Linked DNA regions of Homo sapiens: region 1 is linked to region 2. Evidence: chromatin loops called from intact Hi-C (ENCODE). Cell type or tissue: heart left ventricle. All regions are shown on one strand. Each heading gives the region's core, and the rest is flanking DNA. Links, peaks and the distances in the headings are about the cores only. Region 1 overlaps TENM4 (teneurin transmembrane protein 4). Region 2 overlaps TENM4 (teneurin transmembrane protein 4).

Region 1 (15,673 bases), core at 2,422-10,421, 200 kb before region 2:
AGAATGTATCTCCATGAGAGGGGGCAGTTTTGTCTGCTTTGGTCATTGCTGGAACCCCAGTATTTAAAACAGTGCCTGGTACATAGTAGGTGCTCAACAAATAGTTGTGGAATGACAGACAATCCAGCTAACTTGCAAACCTTACCTCCTAGTACACTCTGCCACCCTATTCCCAGTTGCACGCGCTTATGTCCTAGCCTCATATGACAAACCTTCTCTTGGTTTACCCCCAAGCTTTGCCCACATAGAATGTCCCCTCTTACCCCTCTTTGCCTGTTACAGTCCTTTCCAGCCCTCAAAACCTAGGGGCCAGCACTTCTTCCATAAAGCTTTCTCAGATACCTTCTGATGGGATATTTCTCTTAATCCTCTAAAACATGTACTTCAAATGTCATTTTTCTAGCATGTCATAATTTGAGAGTGGCCCAGTATGATCTCTGGGTCCTGATCATTTCTAATAGGTTATGGGTTCAATTTCTTTTCTGGAAGTTTCTAATATTGACAAAGAAGTTTATATTCTGGATATAGCTAGAAGCATCTCTAGCATCTATATTTTTTGGGTTGAGCTAACATGAACGTGTCTCTATAAAACAAAAAAGACTGTAGAACACGGTGGTCAAGAAGGATAATGGGCCAGGTGCGGTGGCTCACGCCTGTAATCCCAGCACTTTGGGAGGCTGAGACGGGCAGATCATAAGGTCAGGAGATCGAGACCATCCTGGCTAACACAGTGAAACCCTGTCTCTACTAAAAATACAAAAAAAATTAGCCAGGTGTGGTGGTGGGCGCCTGTAGTCCCAGCTACTGGGGAGGCTGAGGCAGGAGAATGGCATGAACCCTGGAGGCGGAGTTGCAGTGAGCTGAGATCGTGCCACTGCACTCCAGCCTGGACGACAGAGTGAGACTCCATCTCAAAAAAAAAAAAACAAAAAAAAGGATAATGGACACTGTAGTAGGATGGATCTGGATTCACACCCTGGCTCTGACATTTACTAGCTATGCACCCTTCAATGAGATAACCTAACTGCTCCAAATCTCTGTGTCCTTGGCTAGAAAATGAGGGAAGGTTAAGAGTTGGTGGGCTTGTTGTCTCCAAGGTTCTTTCTAGCTCACAGATTCCGAGAGGCTCAGAGGCTCTGGCTCTACCAGGCTCTCCTCAGTCCTCTTGGGAGCCTGGGGGCAAGCAGCAGAGTAATCAAATGTGGGGCCCAATCCCTACCCTAGTGGATGGGACCTAACTTCCCATTCTAGAAGATGGTGTCCCATTGTACAATGAGTTGGGTTGCTGCAGTATTTTGACCACTTTGGGACTTAATGATAGATATTCTTATAGATTTTTAAAACCAAGTCTCTTGGGTATGGGGCCAAGGAGAGCAGAGGATAAATGGAGTTAATTGGTAATGAGTTCCTTTCTCACTGTGCTTTGGAGATGCTCACCTAATCTACTGACTCTGAATGAGCAATTTGGCTGCCTAATTAGGTTAACCAATAATTTCCCTTTTGACACCAGGCTGCTTGACAATTTGGGGCAGGGGTAACTGTGATTCTGTTTCATTGTTTCCTTTCAAAGTAGGTTTCTTAATTTGCCTCTGGGATTAAATCATGTACATTCTTACTGTTCCCCAGACCCATCATGCTTCTGCGTGCCTCCAAGCCTTGGGTCATGCAATTGTCTCTATTGGGAATGCCTCTCTCAGATCCCTCACACTCAGTGAAATCCTACTAGGCTTTCAAGCCCCATGCATAACATGAGTGGAATGAAGGAATGAGCCTCTGCACCCTCAGGGCAAAATGAACTGCTCCTTTATTGTCATCATCCAGCTTCTTAAAAAATTAATATTAATAGCTCCCGTGAATTAAGGCCCAACACAGACCTGACGCTTCACAAATGCTGTAGTACAGGCTCACGGCAACACTTCAAGGAAGGAAGATGGCATGCTGTTTTTGTAATTTTTTATCATGTGAAAAATACATAACAGTTAATCTTTTTAATCATTTTGAGGAATAGAGCTCAGTGGCATTAGTGTAGTCACATGGTTGTGCATCCATTACTCTTATCTCTGAACTTTTTCATTATCCCAAACTGAAAATCTGTACCCATTAAACAATAACTCCCCAACAGCCTCTTCTTAGTTCCTGCTAACCACTGATGTGCTCTTTTTAAAATGACAAAACTGTGGCTCCAAGAGGTGAAATGCCTTGCCCAAGATCTCAGAGCTTAGACTGGGGCAACCAGGACTTGAGGCCAGGTCTCCACATTGGACTCTGAAACTAGCATTCTTTTTCCACTCTGCAACACTGCCTGCTGCACCTCTATTAAAGAGCTGCAAGGTGGTCACAGCCCTGCCTCCCTCACCGGTCATCTAGAGTCCACATCCTAGAATCATGCTGCACACTGAAGGAGCTCAGCATAGCTGTGGGACAAATTACAGAATGAACCCACAAAAGACACTGTGTCAGCTTGACCCAGTGCTTGGGAGCGAAGCTTGAATTGCAACCTCTGCTTTCTAAAAAACATCTATTGCATGCCGACTGTTCCTGACAGGCCAGCTTCTCACTGCCTCCCGACCCCCAGCCTGTTGGCCTCTCACGGCAGGGGAGGAGAGGCCTGAGGGCTGGCTCTGCCTGAAGGCCCCGAGTAGGAAGATTTGTGTTTACATTACCCAGTCAATTCTGTATTTATTTTAGATATTAAGCAGTGACATAAAAGCTGCTGACATTAACCTTCAGGGGCAGAAATTGTCTTTAATGGACCCCATAAAAGTTATTATTGATGGCAGCTGCATGCAGCATCAGTGTGACCTCTGCAAAAGCCTCTACCGCTATCAATACTGTTGACAATTACTATTGACTAATGCAAGGCAGGGTGTGGAGGCAGAGTAAATGTTCCTGTGGCTGGAGGTTGCTGGGGGTTATGCTTCACATTTTACATTTATCTGGTAAGGATCTCTGAGAACTTGGTTGCACATTTTTGGTGGCCTCAACTGAGAGCTGAGGACGCCTGCAGACTCAAATGGAGGCAGGCAAAGGACTCAGAGAAACCAGACTTCAAATATAAGCTCTGCCAACTTGCTGACTCGCAGGCTATTGTGTCTCAGTTTGGAGCCTCAGGTTTCCCATTTGGCAAATGGGAATGCCACTGAGTTGCCAGGGAGATTAAAGGCAATTGCACATGTACAGTGGTAGGCCCATAGCATGAGGTTGCTGCCTTTGCTCTACCCCTGAGAAGTGACCACACTGTGATGTGTTCACTGACAGGTCCAGTGGAACTGAGCCCTGTTCTGATGGTGAGATCCGAGTTCTCATCACAAGAAAAGGAGAGGTCTGGCTGGGGCCCAGGGGTTTGTTGAGGTCAGTGGGAACTAGAGAAAGATGGGAGAAGGGGAAGGTAAAAGAAAAGGGAGAGACAGGGTAAAAGGAACCAAGACTTTTGTCATAGAGCCTGGCTCCAGCTCAACTAGATATGTGGCCCTGTGCACAGCCTTTAATCTCTCTGTGCCTCAGTTTCCTCCGCTATAAGTTGGGGAGATAATAGTGTAAGAGGAACCTGAACCTAATCAGTGAATAAAAGGGAGCCATTCCCATGATTGCTGTCATTATTTAGATCTGAGTACCGCATAACGAAGCTGTTAATGTAACTTCCTAACCAGGAGCAAGTAGACAGCCTTTGGGCACCTATGGGGAGTCTAGGTTTAGGGAGTCCAGTCTTGGAAGGGATGTGGGAAACAGAAGCCCTTTATTAGATTCATCTGCCTACCTCCTCTGCCCACCCGTCTACCCTGAGTACAGTGAGGCTTTGAGTTCTGTGGCCAGTGGGGAAATGGACGATCACAAAGAAATGACAACATGGCCAGGGGAGCAGGCAGCCATTTCTCTGTCCCACTATCAAAGGCTGAAACTCTTCAGGCTTGATTAATATGTCATTATCACCCAACAGAGGCTTAATTCAGCTGTAATTCAGCTCTCAGGGAATATACAATAATGTGCGCAAGTGTGCACCTCTTTCTGTCATGACTTTATGTTAAGTGATCATTTGTCACCATGGCAAGAAGCCTTCAAAAGAACAAATAACCCAAGTATTTTGCTACAGAGGGAACTCACTGTAACTAGGGCTGTAAGAGTAAAGATTTTAGAGTCATGTAGGCTTGAGTTCCAATCTCATTTTGCTTGCTGTGTGACCTATGCAGATTTCTTAACTTCTCTGGGCTGCGGTTTCCTTACTGTGTGCAATGGGGATAATAAAACCTTCTTTAAAGGGTTGTAGGGGGAGTAAATGAGATAATATAGCTAAAGCAGTTAGCACTGTGCTTAGGTTGAGATAATCGGTGGCAACTATTTTTTTTTTTTTTTTGACAGAGTCTAGCTCTGTTGCCCAGGCTGGAGTGCAGTGGTGCAATCTTGGCTCATGGCAACCTCTGCCTCTGGGGTTCCAGTGATTCTCCTGCCTCAGCCTCCTGAGTAGCTGGGATTACAAGTGTGCACCACCATGCCTGGCTAATTTTTGTATTTTTAATAGAGATGGGGTTTTGCCATGTTGCCCAGGCTGGTCTTGGACTCTGGCCTCAAGCAATCCATCCACCCCAGCCTCTGAAAGTGCTAGGATTACAGGCCTGAACCACCATGCCCAGCCATACAACTATTAAGTATTAATGCTGTTATTATTATCATTTTCCTCTTGCACACCTTCATCTTGTGCATGCAATTAGGATCCAAGAATTCTACATCTGGAAGGGCCTACAGGTCATTTCATTTAGCTCAGCTAGACCCAAAAAGCGTTTATTAGAATACTGGTCCCACCAGATGCTCTGAGAATAAAAGAGTTCTGTGGTCAAATTGATTTGGGGAATGCTGCATACATCCTCCCTTGGTAATTTATCCATTAGCATGCACATTAACATCTTAAAAACTCTAAGAAGCCCTGCAGTAAAGAAAGTGGTTTAAGTTTGTTTGATTCAGTGTTTCCTACATTATTTGACCACAGAACAGCCCCTTACCCCATCTAAGAACTAACATTCTCAGATCAGGGGATGCTAATTTCATTTAAACTATTTATTTTATAGATGAGGAAACTGAGGTCCCAAGAAAGGATGCAATTTACCCCATGCCACACCCTAGACCAGTAATAGAACTGAGGCTCCCTGCCTGCTGTGGTGTGATGGCACAGACCCTATTCTCTTTGTGCCAGGCCCTGCACTGCCCTTCAATTTAATGCTCAAGTTCAGTGCGTGGTCGGGGTGGGGAGAAGCAGGGTTGCTGGCTGGGTATGGCCTTGGGAAGGTGGGTGAGGGAGTGTGGGTGGTTTCCCACCAGAGAGAGGGAAACTCCTCTGGTACTGAGGTCATCGGCCCCTTCACAGGGCTGGCTGGGGACCAACGGAGAGTGACAGTGCTAAGCCACTACCCAGTACCCAAGCAATTGCCACCCTCCCACCCCTAGACAAGTACACAGGCTCCCTAGGCGAACATGTTAGTCCTCTGGGAGGGGTGGCAGGATGCACCTTTGGAACTCTGCCACATGGGACTCTGGACCCTAAGGGGATACATTTCCCCCACCTGACCCTGACCGTGCGTGGTCTCCTGCCCATCCCCAATCTGGGGATCAATCTTGGTTTTGCACCACTCAGTTGGAGCCTCCTCTTCAGAGACTAACCCCTCTAAGCCTCATCTCTGACCTGGTCCCTGCCCTGATCCAGGGGAATCCCGGGCAGGAATCACGAGGATCTACATTTGAAGCTAGAAGCCAGCAGGGGGCACTGGCACCAGGCTAGGTGCTTCCTATTCTATTAATAATTCAGACTGCCCTCCCCTTACCCTTTTGCTGGCTGTCGTGCGGAAGCACCAGCAGGCCTCCTCTTCACTGGGCTTCCCAGAAACAGCCCTCCAGGTGCTGGGGCTGTTCCTGGGCTCTGCCACTCTTTCCTTTGCTGCCAGAACCCAGCAGGACCCACCTCGGTGCTGACCTGGCTCAGCAAAGCTGCCCAAGGGCTGGTAGGGCATGAAATATATAGAAGGGGAGATTCCCCCCAGGCAATAGTCTCCACGCAGGACCACGTTCGACTCAGAGCCCCTCAGAATTCTGCCAGCAAGGTCCCAAGGGAGAAAGAGGAAGACGCTGAAACTGGGCCCCCTTTCCTCCACCATGAAAAGGAGGTGTGTGAACCAGGTGTCATCTTTTCCTCCCACAGCCTCTCTCAGGCCTTGGGAACGAGCCTCAGGGAGGAGAGTGGAATAATGAGTGTGCAGCTGGCACGTCCTGGGATCAGGGGGAAGCTGCAGCAAAGCCTCAAGTTTTAATCATTAAAGTTTATTTTTTTTTGTCTTTTTACTTTCTTTTTATTTTTAATAGACAGATAATAATTGTATATATTTATAGGGCACAATATGATGTTTTGATACCTAAATACCCTGTGGAACGATTAAATCAAGTTAATTAACATATCTCTCATCTCACATACTTATTTTTTTGTGGTGAGAATATTTAAAAATCTACTCTTTTAGCAACTCTGAAATATATAATGTATTATTATTAACTATAGTCACCATGCTGTGCAATGGATTTCAAAAACTTACTCCTCCTAACTGAAACGCTGTACCCTTTGACAACATCTTCCCTAAACCTCAAGTTATCCCCAAATGACAGTTTTTGTTTGGAAGCCATCCTCTGAACAACATAAGATGCTGATGTGGGACAGCGTTCCTAGAGGTTGCCCAGGACAGCTGAGCACCTGGAGCTAGAGATGGCATGAGCAGGATTCAGGCAGGACCAGGCCTTGCTGATTTGATGGAGGATAAACTATGGGGAATCTGTTACCACTGCCCCATGCCCTCTCTGCTCCCCTGCACACAGGCACCTTATGAGCAATGACCCAGAGACTTAGGCGCCTCCCTAATCCGGAAGCAAAGAGCAGCGACCCAATCTCTGGCATGTCACTCATGGGTGGGCATTTCACGTGACTCTCCAAGAGACTCTGACATTTGACCCCTGAGAGTAAAGCAATTTTTCACCAACTTCACCAGAGCCCCGGCAGTGGAGCAGGAAATCAATATTATAAATAAAACCCCAGCCCCACCACCCAGGCACCCGGCACAGACCAAACCAGCCACTCACCAGTCTCAGTGTTTTCATGCTCGGTGTCGGTGAGTGTGAGATTGGAATTGGCCCGGCTGGACAGGCAGGAGCTGCGCCCTGACCGTGTGCTCCGGCCCCACAGACGCACGGGGTGCTCAGGGGACAGCACCGTGTCAGCCTCCATGTCGGCATCAGAGCCAGCCCCCATGGAGTAGCCGCAGTGGGGGAGGCCAATGTCTGTCCGGTACAGGGTCCCGTGAGGGGGCGTTACTTCTTCCAGCCCCAGCTCCCGCAGGGTGAAGTTGGCACCTGGGAGGAAACACAGGTGAACTTGGTTAGGGCACTGAGATGAGGTCTGCGTCTGCCTCTGCCTGAAGCCTGGCCTTCTTACCCCAGGGCTCACTGTCGTTCTTTGAACTTGCTGTGGCATTCTATGCCCATGCCTTTGTTCAAGTGATTGCCTCTGCCTGGAGGGCTTTTTCTGCCCCCTCTTCATCAGCCTGAACCCTCCATTTCCCTTAAGCCTCAACTCAAATGGCACCTGCTCTGTGAAGTCTACCCCAATACCAACACCTGTGCAGAATTCATTTTCACTTTCTCCAAGCTCCTTCCAGAGTCCTTGGGCCTGGTCATACTGCACAGTAGAGTTGTTTAAGGGTCTACCCCTCTGCTGGAGGTGACCTCAGCAAGGGCAGGCACCATGTTTTGCTTATGCTTATTCTTAAATCTCTTTCCCTAGAACAAAAATGCAGTACTCAGAAGGGGCTCAATAAATGCTTGTTAAAATGAATTGAGGGCTTCAGGTCTCCTTTTCCAGGGAGGACTTTTCAGCAAGTCCTGAGCAGGGCAGAAGCCCAGTCGATGAGATCTAAATGTCTCCCTTGGGGCCAGAAGTTCCTTTCTGGCCAGGTCAAGAAAGCCTGAAGCTTGAGAGTGAAGAAGATGGGGACTGGCAGAGAAAAGTCAGCCTCACACCAGGAAAAAGGCTCTGCCTGCTGCTTCCTTATCCCAAGTGGGTCTGTGATGGGGAACTGGCAGAGACAGGTCTCTTGAGGGCTTGGGCAGGCCTGGCAATGCCTAGGACAGAGGCTGGGTAAGAGAAGGTCACCTAGGAGTAGTACCTGAGTGACAAAGAGAATGCTGACTTCATGGAAAACTAGCCTCCCTGTCACTCCTGCATGTGAATTCAATGTCTATTCAGGGACAGCTTCTCCTGTACTTCTAGTATTCCCAGGAATGTGTTGCAGGGAAAAGGAAGAGGGAGTATACAAAGTCAGTAAGGGTCAGATCCCACTTAACGTGACGATCTGGAGAACTGGAGTTATAATCAGGCAGAACCCACATTTAAACCAATTCATGCCGGCCCTGGGCCTGTACTGAGATACAGCAGTGAATAGGATACAGTGCCCAACTTTACAGAACTCTCTGGCGGGTAGGAGAGACACAACCAAACACATGATTAAGTGTGCAAGTTCAAAATGGGGAGATCCACAGAGTGCTCTGGGAGCGCAGGAGCAGAAGGTGGGATATTGGGGTGAGGAGCTTAGAGGAGAGGTTTGCGATGAGAGTGAATGTGGAGAATGACAAGTTAGAAGGCAGAAGAGGTGGATGGCCAAGCTTTAAAGGCCTCCTCGGCCAGGACTGAATAGGACAAGCCTGCAAAGGAAAGCAAGAAAGAACTGCCGGAGGGGTAGGAGGCGAGCCAGCAGAGACGCCATCTTATTATAATGGTGTGTCTCACTCTTACAGATAAACTTGTGCTCCCCTGGTGTGTCCTAATTATCTGAATCCAACACCTATCACACCTGCTGCAGAGTAGGTGCCCTGTAAAAGTTAGGTAACCACACACATGCAGACACACACAGACGTGCACGCGCACACACACATGCACACAAGCACACACGCGCGTGCACACACACGTGCGCACACACATGAACACACAAGTGCACACACACGTGCAAACATGCACATGCACACACACGCACGCATGCACACTCGAGCACACACACGCATGCACACTCGAGCACACACGCGCACGCACATGCACACACGCACGCACAAGCACGCACACACACACAAGCACATACTCTGGCAGTACTCTGGACAACAGATAAGGGGACAAGGAAGCGGGGAGGAGAGACCAGCTGGGGTGCTGCTGAAATGCAAGCTGCTATGCTAGGCTGTGGTGGTGGGTGGAGGTGTATCTCAGGCCTCCTACTCAGCTGGCTCAGGCTGGGACAGCCTTGATGCCAGGTTACAGTCATGAAGTACTTCCACACAGCTTGGTAAATAACTTGTGCCAAGCCACCTCAGTGCCTCCTTCCACACCCAGTGCCTTTCAGCCTCTGCTCTGGCTGTTCCAGCCCCTTCCCAATACCCCCAATCTCCTCATGATCCAGTTACTAAACAAAGGGTTAATGTCCGCGGACCAGGCATAAAAGAAGCCCGTGGGCTCTGCTCAGTGGCCAGGCAGACATTCTGATTGGTTAGAGGCTGGGCCAACCAGATGTTAAGTATTTTGCATACCACTCCTCCGTGCCCTACTCCAATCTGCCCTCCGATTTTGCTCTCCTTCAAAGAAAAAGAAAATGCCAAATTAGAGCCTAAATTCCTCAGTCGGCTTCCTGCTCTCCCTGCGTATCACACTCCCTGGCCGCTCTCTGATCTACACTCCTCTCTCCTGTCCTGCTCTCGCCCCCTGTCCCCATCCACAGTTCTATCTGTGCTCTGTTCGGCCGGCCCTCTCAAAGAGAAGCCACTCACGTGTTATGAAGAATGACTCTTACATTAAGTGAAAAATCAAATTTATTTGCAACAAACAGCCTGGGCTGCATTGATTTCCATCTGGCTTGTCCTGCATGCCCTTTTAAGCAGCCAGACTCAGCATCAATACAAGTGAGTTAAGACATCTCGGGACTAGGATGTCTTAGGAACTTAACTCCTAGGAAAATGCAAGGTAAGGGCTCACTCTAAGGGTTCCATGATCCTGTTGAGCCAGTCAGCTCCTCTGATGTGTGAGTTTGGAAGATTTACTTCATCCAATTTAAGAAGTCCTCATGGTTTACTTGCTTTATGTCCTTTTTGGCCTCTTTTCTGAGGCCCGGGGCATGAGTTGACATCCCATCTCACTCAACATCTAGCTGTGCAATCTTGGGCTTGTGATCACCTGAGCTTCAATGTTCTTGTCTTTAAAATGGGATGATAATCTATGACCTGCTACCTTCAAAGGATTTTTGAGGATCCAGGGTGATAATTTGAAGGAGAGTATTTTGTAAACTGCTACGCACATGCCTGCCTATGAGATGAGAATGCTTATTTGTTATTTACAAAGACAAGGAGCCGCCCCTTCCCTGAGCCTCATGTGCTAGGTCCAAGCCAACCGGGGCTCACTGAGCTCTGTCACTTACGGACAGGACGGAGCAAAAGAAAAGCTTTCAGAGACCATTTTGTCTCTTCTCTTCAGTGAGATCCAGAGATGACAATGAATAACAGGCAGCATTTCTGAAGCATCTGTTCTGTGCCAGGTACTGGTGTCAAGTGTTTCATTTATAGTTCTCATCAATCCTCACCACCTATTAGGTACTGTTTATCCCTTTGCACAGGTAAAGTAGCTGAGAATACTAAAAATGGCAGAGCCACAGTTCAAATCTAGGTCTGTTTGATGCCAGAGTTGGAGCCTTAACCATAAGCTGGGAAAGGGACTGCTCATTTTTCAAGCCTCACAGGCAGAACAGGTCAGCTTTCACATGGATACAGGCCTGTGGGAGAGAATGGAAATGAAGAGGTCATAGGTGTGCTCTGTGTGTGTGTGTGGCCAGCTCCTCTTACCTCTGTGATCTTGGGCAAATGATTCACCCTGGGGTTGTTATGAGAATTAAATAACACTGTCAAAATGCATATACATTACATAGCACAGTGCTCAGCTGACCCTGTCTGTGAAGGGGGAGAAGGGCAGAGCAAATCAGGGTGGGCTGCACAAATTGTCAGGCATTGGTCATGACCCAACAGGCATCAAAGAGGGCTCAAGCCTCTGCAGGCAGAAAAACAGGAATCACCGAGGCACCAGGGTAGGAAAGAAATATCATGGCAGGTCTGGAAACTTGAGCAGTTCAGCAGGGCTGGCCCATGAGTGGTGGAGTGTGGAGAGTTAGGGGACAAAAAAAGTCTAGAAAAACAGAAACAGATTTGGGGAAAGAGTTCTATGCTAGGGGGAGCTCAGTTTAAGGGCAACAGGGAGTCACCCCCAAGCTTCATCTGGCTGCAGTACAGAGAATGGCTAGAGGCGGGCAGCTCTGGGTGAAGGGGGGTGGTTGTGGTTAATCCTCCAAGAAAAATGATAATGGTTTGCACTGGGAAGTATCAGAGGGAATGGCTAAGAAGAATGGATTTGAATACTGGGGCAGGATGGATAGGCTTTGGGGACTACTGTAGGTAGAAAGTGCAGGAGAGGGAGCCAGGCACCAGAATATCCTACAAATTACTAAGTTTTCATGTCTAACCATCTCGGGAAGGTCTTCCTCTCAAGGTCACACAGGGCTTGACACAAAGAAACTGCTAAATATGTTTGTTGAATGAACAGCAAAACTAGGAACTAACATTTATTCAGCGCTTACTTGGTATTATCAGGCTTACCACTTAAAGGCCATCTCATTAAGTCCTCAGGACAATTCAGTGCACTAGGGAGGCTTCTCACGGCCATGTAACAGTTGAGGACTGAGGCTTAGAGGGGAGCCTAACTCAACTCTAGGCAGGTAGACAAACACTGGAGCCCAGCTCCTAACCACCTCACTATGCCAGGGAAGTGGGTGAGCGAGAAAATAAATGAACTAAGAATGAACTACAGGGCAGGCTTTTTACCAGGTCCAAGTGCCCAAATGGCAGAAACTTGCTGTTGATATGGCACCCCAACTGGTGTTCCAGCTCACCTGTGCCACGCCCACCTGCGCCACGCCCACCCGAGCCCATGCCTACCTGAGCCAAGCTCACCTGCGCCTGAGGCCCGCCCCCTCGGCCTTGTCCTTACCTGTGCGGCAGAATTCCTCGGCCTCCTGCGGCACAATGTCCTTGACGCGGCTGCCATAGGCTAGGCGGGCGTCCTGGTCGTAGGCCTTCAGGGTCTCGCTGGAGCTGTACGATTTCTGCGGGGCTTTGCCCTCCTCGCTGTCCGCGGACGAGCTGGTGTAGCGGCGCTCGGCGTCGCGGCGCCGGGTCAGCGAGCGGTAAGGCTTCCTCTCCTTCACGTCCATGGCCTCCGGCCCGCGCTCCTCCACATCCACAAACAGGGTCCTCGCCGCACTCAGGGCCGAGTGGTCTAGAGCCAGGGAAACCAAAGATAGGGCGTGAGAGGCAGAGAACATTCCCGGGTTCATCCTGGTCCTGGATTCACCCTTGCAGCCCTGTGGACAGAGAACCCCAGGCAGTGGAGGAGAGGGTACCGCTCCACCACTACGCAGCCCATAAGTGGCAAAGGAAAGTCGCACCCAGGACCTCTAATTACAAATCCTGGCCCTTTTTGCTACTTAGCCTATTCACCTTGAGGAGGCCTCCTCCAGTGATGGGCACCGAGGAAGCTGACAGCAAAGGCCAAAGGGCACTGGTGGTTAGTAATATTCCTAGGTAGGAACCAAGCCTGTTTGGTTCCCATCACATCCCACATGGAGCAGGGCCTGACCCAGCTCTGGCCCAGGGCTCCTTAAAAATCTGTGAGATGAATGATTGCATGCAAACACTGGGGTAAGCACTTTGCATATATTATCTTAGTAAATCTTGATATCTTCTGAGATGTTATTACTCTCTCCAACCTCTTTTGGAAACGAGCTAAGGTATAAACAACCAACCCACACTTACCACTACCAGATGATTATATAATTATTTGCTTTTTGCCCATCTCCTTCTGCTAGTCTGTAAGCTCTATGAGAGCAGAAACTTTACCTGTACTGCTCACTCCTGGTCTCTAGCACCTCGAACAAGGGCTGGTACACAGTAGGCGCATAATAAAGATGTGTTTAATTAACCAGCTAACCATCCCCATCTGACAGATGAGAAAACTGAGACTCGGAACCCCCTTCAAGGTCACTTAGGTGTCAAGTAAAAAAGCCAGGATTGGAACTCTGATCTGTTTGGCTCTAAAGCCTGCATTTTTCCTATTCCATTCTGCCTCCCTGAGACGTCTCCCTCCTACTCTTAGTACACAAAAGTGCCCTTCCAGTTACTCAGAGAATGTCCCTCACCTCCAGACTTGCCCATCTCCTCAGTGCCACCGTCAGCACTGGGCAGCACAGTGTCTGCCCCATCCATCTGGGTGTTGCTAGAAGGTCTGACTGGTGGGAAGCTCCTAATAGCCCTTTCTCCTCTTTTCCCCATCTTGACCCTTCTGCCCTACACTGACACCCCTGGATTTTTGAGTTGTGATAGCACCCTCTTTCTCCCTCCAAATGTCTTCTTTGAGCTCTGGGGTAGCAAACACAACCATACAGGGCCAGGAGCTCAATACAGAAGGAAAGCAGAATATCCTCCGCAGAGACATAGGGCATCACTTAGTTTTTATGAAACACAACCTGCTCAGTTCTGGCTTTCTGTTGCTCCATCTTTCAGAGCAGCATGGGTACACAAGACATTCCCCTGCTTCACTATCCAATTAGAGAGACAACAGAGCAAGAGCTGTGATAAATGCTGCCAACATCAGATCTCAGTGTCCAGGGTGGGGCCTTGACAGCTGGGAGGGTGGGTCTGTCCAAGTGCTTGCCTGTGCTGCAAAGTGGGAGTGTGGGTGGGAGTGTCTGGGGGGTGGGGGTGTCTTGTGAATTTTTAAGACAAGCTGGAAATTTGGAGTTAGATATAAAAGCTATGACTTTAAAATGTTGATCCATTATTATTATTTAATTTTAATACTTTGCAGGCCAAACAAAAGAGACTTCTGAGTTGAATTTGCTCTGAGGCTCGTAGTTTCCAAATTCTGCCTTTGACCATGGACATCAGAGGTAGCTCTTTGGCCCGTTTTTCCAAGAGTGCAAACATTTGTGATTTTATTGGTGCCTCACAATAACTGTGAAGTAGAGATTACAATTATTTTCATCCCCATATTATAGATGAAGCTACAGTGACCCAGGGCCATATAGTCTCCTGCCTAAGGCCACATGGTGAGTTAGTTGCAAAGCTGGCACTAACTACATAGACTGCAATGCCTCGGGATTATACCTAGATCCAATTAAGATGAATAGTTGACACTGTTTTGGTTCCCGATTCTCAAAATATCCCTGGAAATTAATGCTGGGGCAAGGGGTGTAACTCGAGACACACAGAAATCAAATTATATTACTGAGGCTCAAACCCAGAGCTCTGAGCTCTGCCATCCTGATGCTCAGTGTTCCCAATAGCTGGCAAGATGATAGTCCTCTGAGTGTCTGAGAAGCAGGACCACAAGGGAAGATCAGTGATAGTACCTTCTACTCCAGGGTTTTAAAAACTTTCTTGACTGCAGTCCATAATTAGAAAAACATATTATGGCCAGGCATGGGGTGGCTCACATCTGTCATCCCAGCATTTTAGGAGGCGAAGTGGAAGGATCACTACAGGCCAGGAGTCCGAGACCAGCCTGGGCACAGCAAGGCCCTGTTTCTACAGACAAACAAACAAAAATTTAGCCAGGCATGGTGGCACATGCCTATAGTCTCAGCTACTCAGGAGGCTGAAACGGGAGGATAGCTTGGGCCCAGGAGGTCAAGGCTATAGTGAGCTGTGATGGTACCACTGTACTCCCCGCTGGGCAAGAGTGAGACCCTGTCTCAAAAAAAAAAAAAAAATTACAATATCTTACATAATGACCCACTACACACATTGATGTATGCGAATGTGTGTGTTTACATGTATAAAAGAGAAACAAAAGATTCACAAAAGTTATTGCATGATGAGAAATGCACTCTGATATGTTCTATCTCATTCTCTTTCATTTTTAAAAAATGACTGATTATAACTCTAAATTGATATCACAACCCAATACTGGCTTTCAACGCAAAGCACTATTCTGGTATAATTTGAATGAGGATTTATGGCAACTGCTGCCTCTGCCTGTTTACTTCTAACCCCTGAGTGACAATAATGATGATGATAATAATAAGCATAAGTACTCCATAATGTTAGCCATTATTAATATGACTCACTAATAACTCATATTAATAACTCATAATATTAATAATGGTTTGAACAATATAGCTAATAGACTCTTAGTAGCTAATATTTAATTATTGCTTGCTTTTACTATGATTATATATAACATCTTTAATCCTCACCCCAACCCTGTGATATAGGTATTATGATTCTCTGCAAACTGCAGATGAGAAATTGTGAGGTTAAGTATGCTGCCCAAGGTTACATGGCCCTGGCATGGTGGAGAAAAAATTGTGATCCTGAGGTTGAACTCAGCAAATGGGTATAACTGCTGTATGGGCTGTGCCAGGGGAATTTTTGAGGCCCAGGTCATGCTATTGTCCTGCTTATGCCCTCTAGCAGCCCTGCTGAGCCTTTGGGGTCAATTCTGGCTTCCTGGTCAAAATGAAGGCTCTTGTCAGTCTGGCTCACCTCGCTTCCATCTTGCTGAGCCACTCAC
Region 2 (15,673 bases), core at 4,805-12,804:
CTACCAGCAGAGCAACAAGAAGGTTTGACACCCTTGACATACTAAAATACTCTGATAGATTATACATGTATTTAAATTACTAAAAAGATAAAGGAATAAAAATCATGTTAAAATAATAAAATTATGAGAAAATATAAGCTTGAAAAATAAGCAAATAAAACTCGAAAAAATGAAAAAAAAACATTATCACTAAAATTAAAATTCAGAAGCTGAATGAAACAGCAGATTAAGTACAGCTAAAGAGATATTTAGTAAAATAAAAAATAGACTTGAGGAAATTTCCCATAATGCAGCACAGGGAACTAGATGGAAAATATGACTGATCTGTCAAAACAAAAGAGGGCAAATCAGAAGATCTAACATACAACTAATGGAAATTTCAAAAGGAGAAAATGAGGGAGAGGAAACAAAACTATGGAATAAAAAGGGCAAAGAAAAAATTGTAAAAGCTCTCGGAGTGTTGGTTTTCTTTTGCTTTCTGAAGGTGGCCAATCTTTGGAAGGCTGAGGAATTATGAAATAAACAGAATCTGTGAATTGAAAGCAGCACACGGTTTAACAGTCATCCCTGGGGAAAAGGATGCTGCGAAGAAGTTCTCTCTTTTTCTTTTTTGAGACTGAGTCTTGCTCTGTCGCCCAGGCTGGAGTGCAGTGGCGCGATCTTGGCTCACTGCAAGCTCTGCCTCCCGCGTTCACGCCATTCTCCTGCTTCAGCCTTCCGAGTAGCTGGGATTACAGGCGCTCACCACCACACCCGGCTAATTTTTCTTTTTTTGTTAAGTAGAGATGGGGTTTCACTATGTTGATCAGGCTGGCCTCGAACTCCTGACCTCGTGATCCGCCCGCCTCGGCCTCCCAAAGTGCTGGGATTACAGGCGTGAGCCACTGCGCCTGGCTGAAGCAGTTCTACTCTCTAGTTTGTCGGCCAGAAAACTAGGGCAACTACTGGGTGCTGTGAACTATCTATAGTGGAAGATTGAATCATTGCTCCTAATTCTTCACCCTTCTCCTCGTGCCCTTTGCCCTGGACTTTTCAGTACTTCCTACTACAGGTGGAGTGCATTTCCCTACCCACTAGGGAGCTTGACCTCTCCCTTCTGCTGCCATGAAAAGAATGTGCCCCAGCTCTCCTGTGGGTCCAAGGAGGATGAGAGACTCATGGAGCAGACCCGGATCCACCTGCTGATTGGAGTTAAACCCCCCAGAGCCCAGTTTAGATCAGCTGACCCCAGCTCACTCCCAGACAGACGAGTAAGAGTCAATGATTGTTTTAAGCTACTGAATTTTCAAGTGGCTTGTTAATGCAGCATGATTGTGACAGTACAGTTGCTTAATACATATATTATATCAACAGATTTTAGAATTCTGAGATAGACATTGTTACCTCCATTTTACGGTGAAGAAAAGACAAAGGCTCCAAGAAGGAATGCAACTTACCCAGTGTCACACGAAAGTAAACTCAACAACTAAGGCTTATTCTGTCTGTGAAGCCCCAACTTTTAACTTCTGTACCAAATTGCTTCTCAGCAAATGCTTGTTGGATTAATGGATGAACAGACAAAGGAATAACAGCCCATCCACTGGGGCCAAAAACATAAACTGCACTCACTCAAACTCACACTCAGGGCCTGACCACCGTAAGGCCTGAGCAAACTCATCAATGTTCCCAAAGAGGCTATTTTCCTTTTATGAGGTGTCTGCTGCACAAAGAGCTTGCCGGGAAAACAAATCCCCTTCATGCCAGGAAACAAACAAACACTGCACTGGAGTGGAAAATAATCGCAGCCTGTCAGACTCCTTGGCATGCTGATGATCTTCATGGTCCAGCAGATGATGTCAAGGATGTGACCTCCGGAGGCTCACAATAGGCAGTCGAGGAAGCCCTCATCTAAATGGATGACACAGAGTCCCACAGCTGATCCGCGTCTTAGTGCCTGGTACTTTAGCAGCTGCTGGGGAACTGTCTGATTGGTACAGCTTCTCCTCTGAACCGATGGGATCCTAAATAATTAATCGCCCTGTTTTCTGTGGGGTGGGAATGGGCAGACCGTCCAAGAGGCTACAGAGGTTTCCCTGTTTAAGTAAGAGAGGATGAAGACGTTTAGACCTTCATCCCTCCCCATTTGATTCAGAATCTCAAAATAAACTGAAATAAAATCGATGATGAACTTCTTTTGGTTTCATAAAAGTACCAAACTTATCTCCAATCCAGTAGAAAAAAATAGACAAAGAATATGAATATTCTATTTACAGAAGAACAAATACGAACAGCTAGTAAACATATGAAAAGACACTTGGTCACACTGATAGTTAAAGAAATGCAGATCAAAACAACAGTGAAATTACATTCTTTTCCCTATCAGGTTGGTGAAAATGGAAAAGCTTGATAATTTTCCAGTGTTTACCCACAGGAAAGGGGCATCCTCATATGCTGTCGATGGGAGTGTCCACTGGTGAAACTATTTTGTAGGTCAATTTGGCAATCAATACCTATCAAAATTTAAAACTTTTTGGCTCATTTATTCTATTATTAGAAATTTACTCTCCACTTACACCCATCCCCCAAAACATGCCAAGATAGGCATATGTCACAGCAAAAAACTAGAAAAACGTAAGTGTCTTTGAGCAGAGACTGAGGTAAACGATGTATGGCACATTCAACAATGGAAAAATATGCAGCAGTTAACAAGAGTAATTAGTTTTGTAAGGACTGATAGTGAAACACCTCCTAGGTACGTTGTCAAAGGGAAAACCCAAGAACAGAGGATAAATGGGCTCTTTGGTATAAATAAAATATGAGCCTACACTTTCTTTTACGGAAGAATAGCAGAAAACTCTTTTGCTGTGGCCACCCTTGGAGAGAGGCAGCTAAGGAGCTAAGACAAGTCACGCGTTCTTTTCTGACTTTCTGGACTCTGTACTTTCTGATCATGCACATCCAATTTTTTAAAGTCAACAGGAGTTACTGGGGCAATGAGATTAAAGGCCATTTTGTTTTCCTTACCCTTGCACACATCAAAAATCACTTATATTAAGTGCTGCAACTGACTATAATATTGTGTTAATATTATATAATGTGTTCAATGCCACGCTGGTGAGGTGAGAGTGGAGGAGAGTCACATACACAAGCAGCTGGTGTACAGGAAAGGATCTGGAAGGAAAGATAGTGTCAATCACCCCAGTGGGTTTATTTGACAAGCTTGAGTTGTTCTTCCCTGGGAATAATCAGAAAAATAAGAAACTGGGGCTTGGGAGGTGGAAGGAGACAGTGGAGGTCGGGTAGAATAGAAGCTTTTCCATGCATCCTTGAGAGCCATGGAGGGGACAAAGGAAAAGTCTTCCCAGTTCTGGAAGGGCGTCATATGCCTTGCAGATGATGGGAAGCCCAAAGTGAGAGGGTCCCACTGGGCTTGTGGGGGCATGGGCAGCAGCCCCGCTGGGTGACCAGAAAGGTCTGGAATTCACCGCAGAATTGGGGGCGTGGTGCAAATCTCCCCACAGTTAGGGAGGTTGAAGAGGAAAAATAAAGATGCCTATTTTTCCATCTCAAGTGTCCAAGTTTATTTTCCTGTGGGACTAAGCTGCAGAGTACAGGTGACCCCTCTGTCTCCTTTACACTCTGCACCCAGCATGGTGCCCAGTGCACAGAAGGACCTGTGTGTGAAATGCATGGGATGCTGACACAGTCTTTTCAGTCCGGCCTCTCATGTTCCTAACGCCTCCGTGTCTTACATAGATCCCTGCAAGCCTGCAGCCAGGTATCCTTTAGAGCCTAGAGTCGGCTGGCAGAAGATATTTATACATGCAAAGAAGCTCAAAGAACTCCTCTTGGAAAGCCTGACCTATTTCACCAGTTAGTGATATCTGAACAATAAAGATTCATTTGACTTTATTAGATCAAATGTAAAACTGAATTTAAAATTAATTAAAAATGACGGCATACAGCTCCTTACAAAAACACCTTTGATGTGCATTCAACACATTGAATAGCTAAAGTTAGGGAAGCCAATGAGTTTTCAATTATCCCAGCTACAGGCAGAAAGAGATAACATGGATAAAAGAAATCCACAGATAATCAAAATTAAAAATCCTTTATTCTTTCTTTCCATTTCAACTTTTGTCCCTAACACAATCTTGTTAAGACTCTAAGGAAAGCTCAGGTTTGTTCAATCTTCTCTTCTGTCCCTTTCTCTATTGAAGTAGAGATGTAAATAAGGTAAGAGAAAGTGGCCTGTCCTGAGAAAGCACTGTGTGTCAGAGCAGAGCTGGGCTGGACAGTCTTTGCTCCTCCAGCTCTTTTCTCTACCCTTCGCTGCCCTTTTCTGTGCCCCAGGAGGCTGAGCTTTTGGGGTGATATCAATGGAATTCTTTTCCCTTTGACTTCCGGTTAGGGTTAGGCTATTGGAGCCACCAGCCTCAGAGGACAGAAAAGAGAGAGGCTGGGTTGTTTATTCCCCCAACTCTTCCCTGCTAGGCTATAGTTGTTAGTAGTGGCTTCTTTCTTCTACCTAAGGCATGGCTGCTGTCCAGCATCTTCTCCTGTAGCCATAGCTCTCAGTAACTACTCCTGCCCTTTCCTATTTAGGCCTAGTGGGTAGTAACAGTTTCCTGGTGTTGCTAATCCTGGGGTGCTGCGCTATCTCACCGGCTTTCTGAAACCCTGCTCCTCTCTCAACCCTCCTCAGTTACTCCATTTGAGTGCCTATCAGTTCCCCACACTTGCCATGTATTGTAGCATTTCATGTCCTCATTTTCCAGGGAAGTGGAGAGGCTGAAAGAGGGTAACTGCTTTGCCTAAGGCCACATCACCAGGCACTGGCAGAACCAGAATCCCAAGCCAGGACTGCCCAGTGCCAAAGCTTGGAGATCTGACAACTCGATTTCACCAGTGGGAAACCAAAGCAATCAGTGAGAATCTGCAAAATGGTGTCACCTACAAGAGAACCATTTGAGTTTCCATCTCAGAGTTCAAAGGGTTCAGAGGCTGGATCTTTAAGACTGTCCATGTCAGGTTTGTCTGGACCTGTTAGGAATCCTGCTGTTTATCAATGACTTTGTCTCTTGGATTTTAACTTTTAAAGGTCCTGTCTCATTTGTGGCTCCTGGACTCTGAGCCTCACACAGGAGACTTTCAGATTTCAGGCTTTCATTGGGTGATAGGGCTTTCTGGGAATAGGGCTTGAGAGTGAGGTGGAAACTCAGTTACGTTACTAATCATGTCCTCATTCATCCATCCATCTGGTCACTGTGCAATTACTAAGGGCCTGTGGAGTGACCAAGATGAGCAAGACATAACAGATGGCTCCTCATCTAGTCAGGATCAGTGACAAAGTCTTCCTGTAGAAAGCAACCACTGAGCTGCAATTTAAAGGATAAGCAGGAGTGGGCATGTTGTGGATATGAGAGACAGAGCAGTGAATGAAGGAAGGCAGGAGCATTCCAGGCAGAAGAGGTGGCCTGAGCACAGGATGCATGCAGGTGGTAGGAGATGGGCTGGAGGGGCACATATGGACCAATCATGGTGGGCATTGTTCAGTGTACTAAGGAACTAGGCCTCAAGTATCAGACTGGGGCCCAAGGTCTGGGCCAGCCTAGTAGCCTCTCAATCTGAATGTTGTGTCCCAAAGGGTTGTTATGCCACTTCTTAAAGAATTAAAAAAAAATTTCCCAAACCTATTTAGAAGTAGAGATAATAGTTCAATGAACTCCTATAGACTCAGCATTCAGGATGCTGTTCCTTAATCACCTCCAGTTTCAGGTAAAGACTGAATCTAGTGCCAGGAGCTCACCAAGGCTGTGGTGCAAATGTCCTCAGCTAGAGGGAGAGGACACCAGCCAGAGGTGCTCCTTGAGCCTAATAGAAACAATGGCCAGCAAATACTGATCCACTTGCTTCTTTTCATCTGCATCTTGGAAGGGTGGAGGGTGGAGGGGCCCACAGCTAATGCAACAAAGTTAATAAACTAGAAATAGTTGACACGTGTCTTTGACACACAGGCTGCCAAACCATCTGCCAGGGAGGTTGAGAGCCTCCTCTAGTAGAGGTTTCTGGAGTAAAAAGGAATACACAGGCTATCAGAGCAGGTCACACAGAATCTCACACTGGCCCATTATTAAGGCCACCACATTGCTGCTCAGAAGGGGAAATTTCAAACTGAACTTGAGACCAAAGAGCATCCTGACTCCACAAATGCTATCATTAAGGATCATCATAGATAATGTGGTTTTAACTAGAAGGGCTGAGGTACTGGCAAATGTTCAAAAGACTTGTCACGTGAGAATCCACCAGCACCATGGTGAAAACAGCCTGCAGAATGAGAGTCTGCTCAGGTGCAAGAGTTTAAGCCTTCTTCCTGCAAACACCTGCGAGGTGAGGGGTTCACTCAATCCATGGTACAGACAGGTTGGGTGGAAAACTTGGTGTTATCCCCCTTACATTAATGGGGAGAGGAGAGGGGTTTGGTGTCTTGTCATGTGCTGAGATGGAAAGGGTTTTAGAGTCAGACAAATAGGCCTTTGGAGTCAGATAAATAGGCCTCTCTATTAGTTACGATGATGAGACCTTGGACAAGATGCATAACCTTTCTGAGCCTTGATTTCATGTGTAAAATGGAGACAACTACATCTACATTCTGCAGGGCTAACCAAAGGTTTAAGTGAATTAATGCATCTCCACACTGGTACAGGTGACTATTATACAATGGATGGTCAGAAAGCATTACTTTCTTCCATTTTCCAGCCTCCCCAAGCTAGTAGGCAGTGGGGCCTCCATTCAAACTCAAGTCTTTGTGAATTCTAAGGCTGGCCCCCTTCAATAACTCTATACAACTTCTCATCCTTCCTTGGTAAGGGCCAGGACAGGGCTTTATTTCACAAGGTCAAGTGTGCAGTAAGTGAAAGTGGCCTTGACTTGTAATACACCAGTTTCCAAATGTGAGAAGTTTCCTGCCTGCATCTCTAAATCCTATCAGCCTCCTGCACCAGGGAATCTTTACTGACAGTGAATGCATTAAATACCAATAGATGGCTGGGCTTCTGAGCACATCACATAATCCTTGTCTGCTAACAGAGCCAGGGGCTTAAGCGGATGCAGTTATTTCAACCAGGGAGGCTCAGGCAAAGCTGTTTGTCTCTTTTTAAGCAAGTGCTCCCCCACCGGCTCCCTGGCTCACTAGAATGATGTGTCTGTCATTTATTCATGCAAGCCGCCCACCTCTCTAGGCAGGCAAATCATCTTTATGCTCATCTGAAGAAAAACATGCCCGAGATGAGCAATCTGAAGCTGAGTTCCAGTCCTGGCCCCCCCCACCTACTAGCTGTATGGCCAGGGATAGTTTCTTCATTCTTCTGGTTCATTCCAAAATAGTGAAGATCACACATATTTGGTTCACAATGCAGAGAATTACAGTGCACTAGGTCACGTGCTCAGTGTTGAATTAGCTCGTATTTCTCAAAGGAGTTGGAGGGTGTTCCTAGGACAGAAGTAGGTGTGCCATAATGAGAATATTGCTTGGCCAAAAGGAGGGTTTCATCAGTTATGTACCTACGCAGACTACTTTGCACAGCTTGGTCAAGGATCAAATAAGATACAGAATGTAAAGTGTAAAGTACTGTTCAAAAGTAAACTAGTATGAATTCATCTATCTGTGCATCTACCCATTCATACACTGTTTCCTCCACCTATCCATCTAATTCAACAATAAATATTTACTATCTGTTACATGTTAAGTCCTAGGCATTGGACATACATCAATGAAAAAAATATGTAAAAATTCCTTCCTTCCTAGAACATACATTCTAATGAAATCTACCTATCTATCTTCATCTACCCAGCCATCTGTCCATCCATCCATCTATCCATGCATCCATCCATCCATCCATCCATCCATCCACCCACCTACCTACCCATATACTCACTCACCCATCCACTCATCCATGCATCTATCCACTCATCCATCCACCTATCCATCCATCCATCCCTCCACCCATCCACTCCCCCATCCATCCATCCATCCATCTATCCATCCATCCATCCATCCATCCATCCATCCATCCATCCATCCATGCACACCCATCCATCCATCCCTATACCCATGAACTCAATCACCAAGTATCCATTAAACATCTACTATGTACTCACTATGGCGCTAGGTACCAGCAAGCAATTAAAAGAGAAAAAATCTCAACAACTCTCTTTTGTTGTCATTTACTGTAGTCACGCAAGATGGGTTAATATCACATCGCTTGCTGACAAGATCCCTGGGCTCTGAGCATCTTATTATGGCCACTTCTCAGACCTACCAGTTAAAGAGCTATGTGATGCAGGAAACTGTTAATAATCAACTTAGTGGGATACAGTGAGCACTGCCACCTGGAGGGCTGTGGGTGGTGGAGAGAAGTGGCTTTTTATATGGAGGTTACAATTTTTTTGTAGAATGAACAAACATTGTGCCTCAAACATAGTTGTACATCTGTTTCTCATGTGAGAATAGATATTGTTGTGACAAAATATAACTTCATTTAAGGGCATCGGTGAGCCGATAGTCACTTTCAATCATTACTTAACATCAGAGTTGTGACTAGGGTAAGGTGAGCGAGGCACCAAGGGTAAAAATTTTCAGGAGGCACTGAGTGCTGACCCTGTGATGGCTCCACCCTGATTGCGAGTGCTTCCTTAATTTCTACCCCAGGATGCCTCACCTACATCTTATCAGCAGTATAGTAAGAACATCCCTTTAATGAACACATTCCATATGTCTGGACATGTGCTATGTATACTTGGCATATATTATCTTACTTAGCTTTTACAATCACCTTAAAAAATAGAGATTGTTAGCTCCACTTTACAGAAGAGTAAGCTGAGGCTAAAGAAGGCATATGATTTACTTCAGGTAATGGAACCAGGGAACCTAGGTCTGTCTGTTTTCTGACCAGAGAACTCTTCAGGGGCAGGAGATCTGCCTTGTTCTTCCCTGTTGCCCAGTATGCGGTAGAGGGACTCAGTGGACTCGTGACTGTGGACTCCATAAATTACCATTTGCTTTAATTCAACTCCCTTCTTCCTCCTCAAGCAGCACGCCTCCGGTGCCAACTCAAGGCTCTCCAAGGCTGTACCTCATTACTGCCAAAAGGGCCCTCCCACCTGCCCAGTATTCCCTACTCCTGACACAGACTGGCCTGAGGTTCTTCTGGGGATCCAACCCCAGATAATGCCAAATCTTCCCCCAACCCACTTCATTCCCCTCTCTTACAACTCCTTGACCAAAGGGACAACTGGGCTATGAAAACGATGTTTCCTGAGCTCAGAATTTCTTCTTGGAAACAGAGCAAAAGAAATAGATGAAAATGAGGCAATTTAGAGAGATCAGCCAAGTCAATTTGTGATAACCTGGGTTCTAAAGTGGCCATAATTGAGTGACAATTTGCCATGAGGCACAGGGGGCAGTATTCCTATTTGCCTTGACCTGGCAGGTTGGAGAGGGAGGCTGTCTAGTGGGTAATTTCTGACCTGAGCCATGGAGACTGGACCTTTTGTGTGGAAAGTTCACTGGGAAGTACGACCCCCTGACCCTGGGTCCAGACATAATTTCATACCTGGAGATCGACCTCTGCAGAAAAACTGAGCTGAACTAGCAGGGTAGCCTCCATGCTTGTGTGTGGGGAAAGCTGATAGATCTGACCCCACAAACCTGTACCAAACCCTGCTCCAGGGGCTGTGGAATGGACATTCATTAGACACAAACTCTGTTCCCGGTCCCATGCTAGGCCTGTTCCTGTGAATTCCTTCAAGAAATGCTTGCTGTGATTCCATGAAATGCTGGGGGAAGCATCCTGGTTTCTTTTGGGGATGATGGAAATGTCCTAAAATAGATTGGCTTGGCTTGGGAATGAGCCCCCACAGTATCTTCGGCTCTATATGGAACCCCACACCAGGAACCCCTGGGGACAGCTCTTCCCACCTTCCTTGGGTCTGGAGGCTGGGCTGGGAATATACAGAGAGAGAGAGCTGTGGGTTTTGTAGGACGTGATGGCTTCTACAATTTTTTTGGTTTGCTTTTCTTTAGGAGGAGGAGCGCTATGTGTTTGGAGATGAAACCATTTAAAAAGCACAGATCTTGACAAAACAAAGCCAGTGGCTTCTTCCTCTGCAGCCTCTCAAATTTCTTTCCTGACCCCCAGAGACAAATACTGGGGCAGGCCTCTGAGTCCCTCCAAAGAAAGATGTTATGCTGCCAACATTTGGTTTCTTATAACCTCTGGATGGATGAAAGCAAGTCATATGCATGGTCCATGGGGATGCCAAAGGGGCCTGCGGAGGAACATGAGATCACAGCCCTGTAAGGATTTTCTTATATTTTGAAGAAATAGCCTTCGGGATAGATTACTTTTCTTGAGGCAGAGACCATAAGATGGAAGACAAAAGCCTCAGAGCTAGGAGTCTGAAGTTTCAATGGTGTGTGAGTACCCATCACGTGCCAGGCGCCACCTGCATCTTCTGAGACACGATGGGTCCCAGCTCTGCACTGGACCCAGGAAAGTCTTGGAGGCTCAGTTTTCTCACCCACAAAATGGGGTCAATAATGACGCCTGCCTCACTGGGCTGCTGTGAGAGGGCATGGAAAGGCTGAGAGGTTGCAAAGTGCTGTGTAGTGCACAGTTTATGGGTGCTTTTCCTGTGTTCTTTCACAGGCTCTATTCACAGAGCCCAGCCATTGGTCTGACACTCCAATCTGGACTCTTCTTTGAAAATTACCAGATTCAACAAAAAACATCTGGCTCAGGGTAGGGAGCCCCAAAGGAAGTGGACGCCAGTCTTGATGACTAAATTACTACTAGCCCTTGCTAGAACTGAAAACAAATTTTATAACTGTAAACTGCTCGTTCCATCCATTTCCCCTAGTCTTTGAAGATCCGTCTCTTTCCCAACCCCATTTCCTCACTACAGCAAGAAGAGATGCTTCAGAAATGAGACCTCAAGATGTAACTCTGAAAACAATTTAAAAAGGAATGTGTGACCCAGCAAGTGGCAGAGGTGCTTGGAGAAGCAGCTTGGTGTATTAGGTTTAAAGAACAAGACTTAGAGTCAAATCCCGGCTAAGCCTTAGGCTGGCTGTGTGATCCTAGACACATTTCTTAATATCTCTGAGTCTTTTAAGTATCTTACCTGTAAAGTGAGGATAATGACAATTACATGGGAGGATATCTTCGAGGAAAAAAATGAGATGATACATATAGGTGACTAATAGAGGCAGTGCTTAATAAATATTCCCTGAATTGAGTCGAATTGAATCAGTGCATGCTATCTCTCTCCCTTCCCTAACACCTTTGCTGAAAGCTCAGCTTTTGTAGCTCTCCCTGACCACCTGCCCAGCACAACATTCTTTTCCAATGGGCTCAGTGGCGAGAGGAAGATGGAAAGCATTTGGCCAGAACGCAGACCTCATTAACTCCCGTGTCTCTCCATCTGCTATCTATCAGGAACCCAATGCATGGAGGCAGGTGACCAATAAAAGCCCTCCCGTTTCCCTTTGTCTCTGGGCCAGTGCATGACAGTGCAAAGCTGTCCACAACTGTGGGCCCCGTCAGGGCTCTGCTCTGGCCGTCTGACTCCTAGCAAGAGCAGAGACTTTGCTGGGCTGAGAAGAAGGAAGCTGAGTTCACAGCCAACTCAGAGGCAGCAGCTGGGCCCACCTGGCCTTGTCTGTAAGTCAAGGGGGAGTCTGAAAAACCAGCAAATGGCACCGCAAACATGGTGAAGTAACGAGGTCATTATGTACAGCACAAAAATCTACAATTCAAATGAGTTTCTTTATTTCCCAAGGGCATTGAGAACATTGCTTGTTTTACAAAAGTGAGACGTGCACTCTAGTTTTTCCAGAAACATGGAGTTTGCAGAAAGAAAGGTGCAAAGAGTCCATGTAGACAATAAATGCTCAGTAAAATGTGAGCTGTTGTTACTACAGAAAATGTCTGCTGAGAACTCCTTCACACTTGTTGCAGGTGGTATGCAGGTTTGCCCCTAAATGTCCAGGTAGCCAATGGAAAGTAGTAAACATGATTAGTTTTAATCAGTATCACAATTTCCAATGTCTAACAGTAACCCTAGTAACCCAGGACCAGCACCACTGTTAATGCTACTAAAACCAGGGACGAATACAGCTCTCCCTTGGTATATATGGGAAACTGATTCCAACACACCCTCCAGTTTATTGAAATCTGTGCAAACTTAACCACATATGAGAAAAGTGGGCCTAGACCTCCCTATGCATGGCCTACGGGGCTTCGCATCCCTTGAATATGGTATTTTCCATCAACATTTGGTTTAAAAATAATCTGTGTATTAAGTGGACCTATGCAGTTCAAACCCACTTTGATCTAGAGTCAACTGTAGTATCTTCCTTAGGTCTTCCAGAATGGACATTGTGTAATGAGAAAAAAGAGATGTTCAAGTAGGAACTGCAAGCGCCGTTTTGCTGATGCTGACCATTGCTCTTACTTATCAGTGTCCGACTGTGAAGAAACCAGGCTATCCTTCTCACTGAGATACCACGGGAGCAGTGAAAACATGGCCGGCACGGGTGCTTTACAATCCCAAGCTACCCGGGCTCAACATCTATCTTTTGGCCTTCCTGTTTTGTCACTAGTGGAATTAGAGTATTATTAATCAACCAATCAGCCAAATAAGGCTCATTACCATTAAAGAAGAGAAAGTAAGCTTTATTTATGCAATTATAAGGCATTTACAAAACAAAGGGATTATTATTAATACTTGAGCCTGGCAATCTTCCCAGAGTGGTAAACCGACAAGGGCTTTGTTCTTGAAGAGGCAACACAGCAGTAACGGATTCCCGTCCCCCTGCTCTAAGCTCTGGGTGTGTGGCAATACCTCCTGAATATTCAAGGAAGGTTCTGAGGGCCTCCTCTTCCCCTCAGTGTTGTTTGGGGAAAACATCAGTGGGTTGGGATTAGGAGGCTGGTGTACTACGTGACCCCAGCCCAAACAAACAAAATCTCTGGGCCGTGGTTTCCCAGCAGTTACACGTTGGAAATGGGACTAAAATCACAGGGTAGGACTTGTAGAAAATACTTGGATCCCATTCCCATTTCAAACCAATGGAATCAGAATCTCCGACGGTGGGGTCCCAAAATAGTATGTTCAAAAACTGTTCTAGGTGATTCTAGAACATAAGCAGGGGCTGCAAACCACGACTTGGATGCCCTCTAAGTCCATTCTGTTTATACCTCTGGTCTTGTCAACACTTAGGATTTCTCAGAGACACCTGTTCCTGGGTTATCAAAGGCAAATGTCTGCAGAGGGTCTGCAGGCAACCTAATGAGTGGAGGCAGCCAGGTGTGGGGCCAAAGGTGTTCAGCTGCCTGTAGACGAAGCATAACACCTGCCTGGGTAGAATGTTTTTTGAGATACAGTACAGGAAAAATCAAATGGCACACACAGCCTACAGCCCTCAGTTTGAGACCCCGGACAAACTGACAGATCTCAGTTCCTTTTAGATGGCTAGCTCACTGCCTTGTAATGCATGAAACTGCATGCTCCCTGGTGACACAGGCCATTTCTTGTTTGACTTTATATCAGAAGCCCTAGGCACATGAATGAAGGGGTGAGTGGGTGGGTCTCGGACATTCCTTGGTTCTTCAGTTTCACATTGCGTGATAAAGACTTTAGGAGTCTAGGCCTGCACTGTTCAATACTGCAGCCATTGGCCACATGTGGCTATGGAGCCCTTGAAACGCGGCTCATCCAAAGTGTAAAATACATATCACATTTCAAAGACTTAGAGTGAAAACAAGAATTTACATTTTTCTTAAATTTTTAAACAAATTACATGTCGAAATGATATTTTGAATAGATTGTGTTACATGTATGATTAAAATTAATTTCCCCTGTTTCTGTTCATTTTTTTAAATGCAACTACTAGAAAATTAAAAATATTATATTTCCATTGGAGTGTGCGGCTCTGAGCCATTTTGCTTTCATCTACTTTTCACATATATATCCATGTCAGCCTTGTGTGTGATTTTTTTTTAACATTTCTCTCCTATCAATAAACTCTATCTTTCTCGCTTCTCATCTTCCAGTAGGATTATAATAAAACAGCATGAGAGATGGGGAGGAAACAGGGCTTTGGATTAAAAACCTAGTCCTTCTCTCAGCCTAGGAGGTTATGCTATCTGTTCCCGTCTCTCACCTTCTACCCAGGGTATTTTCTTGTAAATGACCATGGCAACTGTCTCAGCTCCCTCCCACAAAGATTTCCTCTCTCTGATGCCTTTCTTCTCATTTCCTACTCTCAGAACTCTTATTCATCCTTCAAGACCCAGATTAAATGCTACCTCCTTCTGGGAAGCCCTATCTGATTTCCCAGGTGGAGTAAGTAGCACTCCCACTTGCCTCTCCGGCACTCAGCTCTTACTGCTGTTGTAACACTTCTCCCAGGAATGACTGTGATCCTTTGACCAGCTGGCCTACGTCATAAGACTTACTGAGTGCAGGGCTGATCTATTCTGTGTTCCCAAGGTCTGACTCAAGATCTGACATGTGCTCAGTAAATGTTAGATGAATGGATAGATCTCACGCATCAAGGGAAGTATCTTTATACATTCCTTAATCTTCTCAACAAATATCTACTGCATACCTACTAAGTGTCAACCATACCAAGCACACTCTAGGCACAGGGAATACTGCAATGAGCAAAATAGTCAAAAATGCCTGCTTTTATGGAGCTTTCCTGCTTCTGCTAAAAAGTACCTTGCATCATCCTAATGCCCAGATGTTCAATAAATATTCACTATGCTGATGTTGAAGAAGAGGAATGATACAGGCAGGAGGAGCTCCTGTGCCCCAGAGCCCATCCTTCTGAAAGGCACAGGCCCTTATCTTTGCTACTGGTGTCAGTAGGCCCTTATCTTTGCTACTAGTATCAGTAGAGGCTCCCTTAACAGAGTCTTTACAACCTTCCACTTACGCTGTGCACTAAAGAGTTTAAGAGGTGCAATAACATTGCAGCAGCAGGTATTTATTGGTTTTGATAGAGACAGAGGCAGCTCTGAATTGGCCAAAGCATGACTTTTGCTTTTTTTAGAGGCACACTAGTAGTGACCAAGGAGACTGATAAGACTTTCAGAATTGTCTAGAAGAGTAACCATAAAAAACAAATTGAAGCCATTGCGTGCATTAAACAAAGGATCATTAAGCAGAAGGATCTCTGCCCTTCAGTACCACAGAGTTTTATGGGAGAGACAGGCATATATATAAATTATGAGATACAAAACACGTTGGGATAAAGGTTACCACATTCACAAGTGAGCATTTTGGATATCTTATAGGAGTTTCATTCTTCACCCACCCAAAACAAAGCTCCTCATCTTCTCTCCACAATCGCTTCTTCTCTGGTCTCATGATTGGCCCCACCATCTACCTAGTTACTCCAGCCACAAAGTGAGACCTGTTTGTCACCTTCCTCTCCCTTTCTCACCATCCACATGTAATCAAGAACTGAATCTTGTCAGTTCTAATTCTAATCAGCTCTACAACCTACACATGCCTCTCCAAACTCACTACCAGCACCAGAGTCCAGCCCATCATCATCACATACTTGGCCTATTGCAAAGCCTTCTTGTCAATCTCCATATGTCTACTCTTGACATAGTCCCTG

What was found. Hi-C counts contacts between places; a loop is a spot of excess contacts. Peaks named below come from ENCODE experiments on the same cell type or tissue, not always from the same donor. Only the 100,000 strongest peaks of a DNase experiment are listed, where the experiment ranks them.
Region 1: a loop joins it to region 2, with 2.9 times the contacts of the local background. A loop is called at or near these places in 3 of 110 quality-filtered maps.

The regions. Positions count from the first base shown.
Region 1 is chr11:79,057,631-79,073,303 of GRCh38, forward strand. TENM4 (teneurin transmembrane protein 4) reads right to left here. Exons shown (of 34, transcript NM_001098816.3): 5 at 12,092-12,379; 6 at 7,108-7,377. The coding sequence starts at 12,314. Among named protein-coding and RNA genes, the nearest start is that of TENM4-AS1, 28 kb to the right of the region's middle. RefSeq lists enhancers at 2,051-2,551, 2,552-3,052, 9,056-9,622, 12,119-12,675. In heart left ventricle, for the core only: a CTCF peak has its summit at 5,746 (motif pointing right); no DNase peak of the experiment used is centred there.
Region 2 is chr11:79,251,641-79,267,313 of GRCh38, forward strand. All of the region lies in intron 2 of TENM4 (teneurin transmembrane protein 4), which reads right to left. Among named protein-coding and RNA genes, the nearest start is that of MIR708, 140 kb to the right of the region's middle. RefSeq lists an enhancer at 11,048-11,613. In heart left ventricle, for the core only: a CTCF peak has its summit at 8,380 (motif pointing left); a DNase peak (open chromatin) is centred at 11,671; H3K27ac peaks cover 785 bases.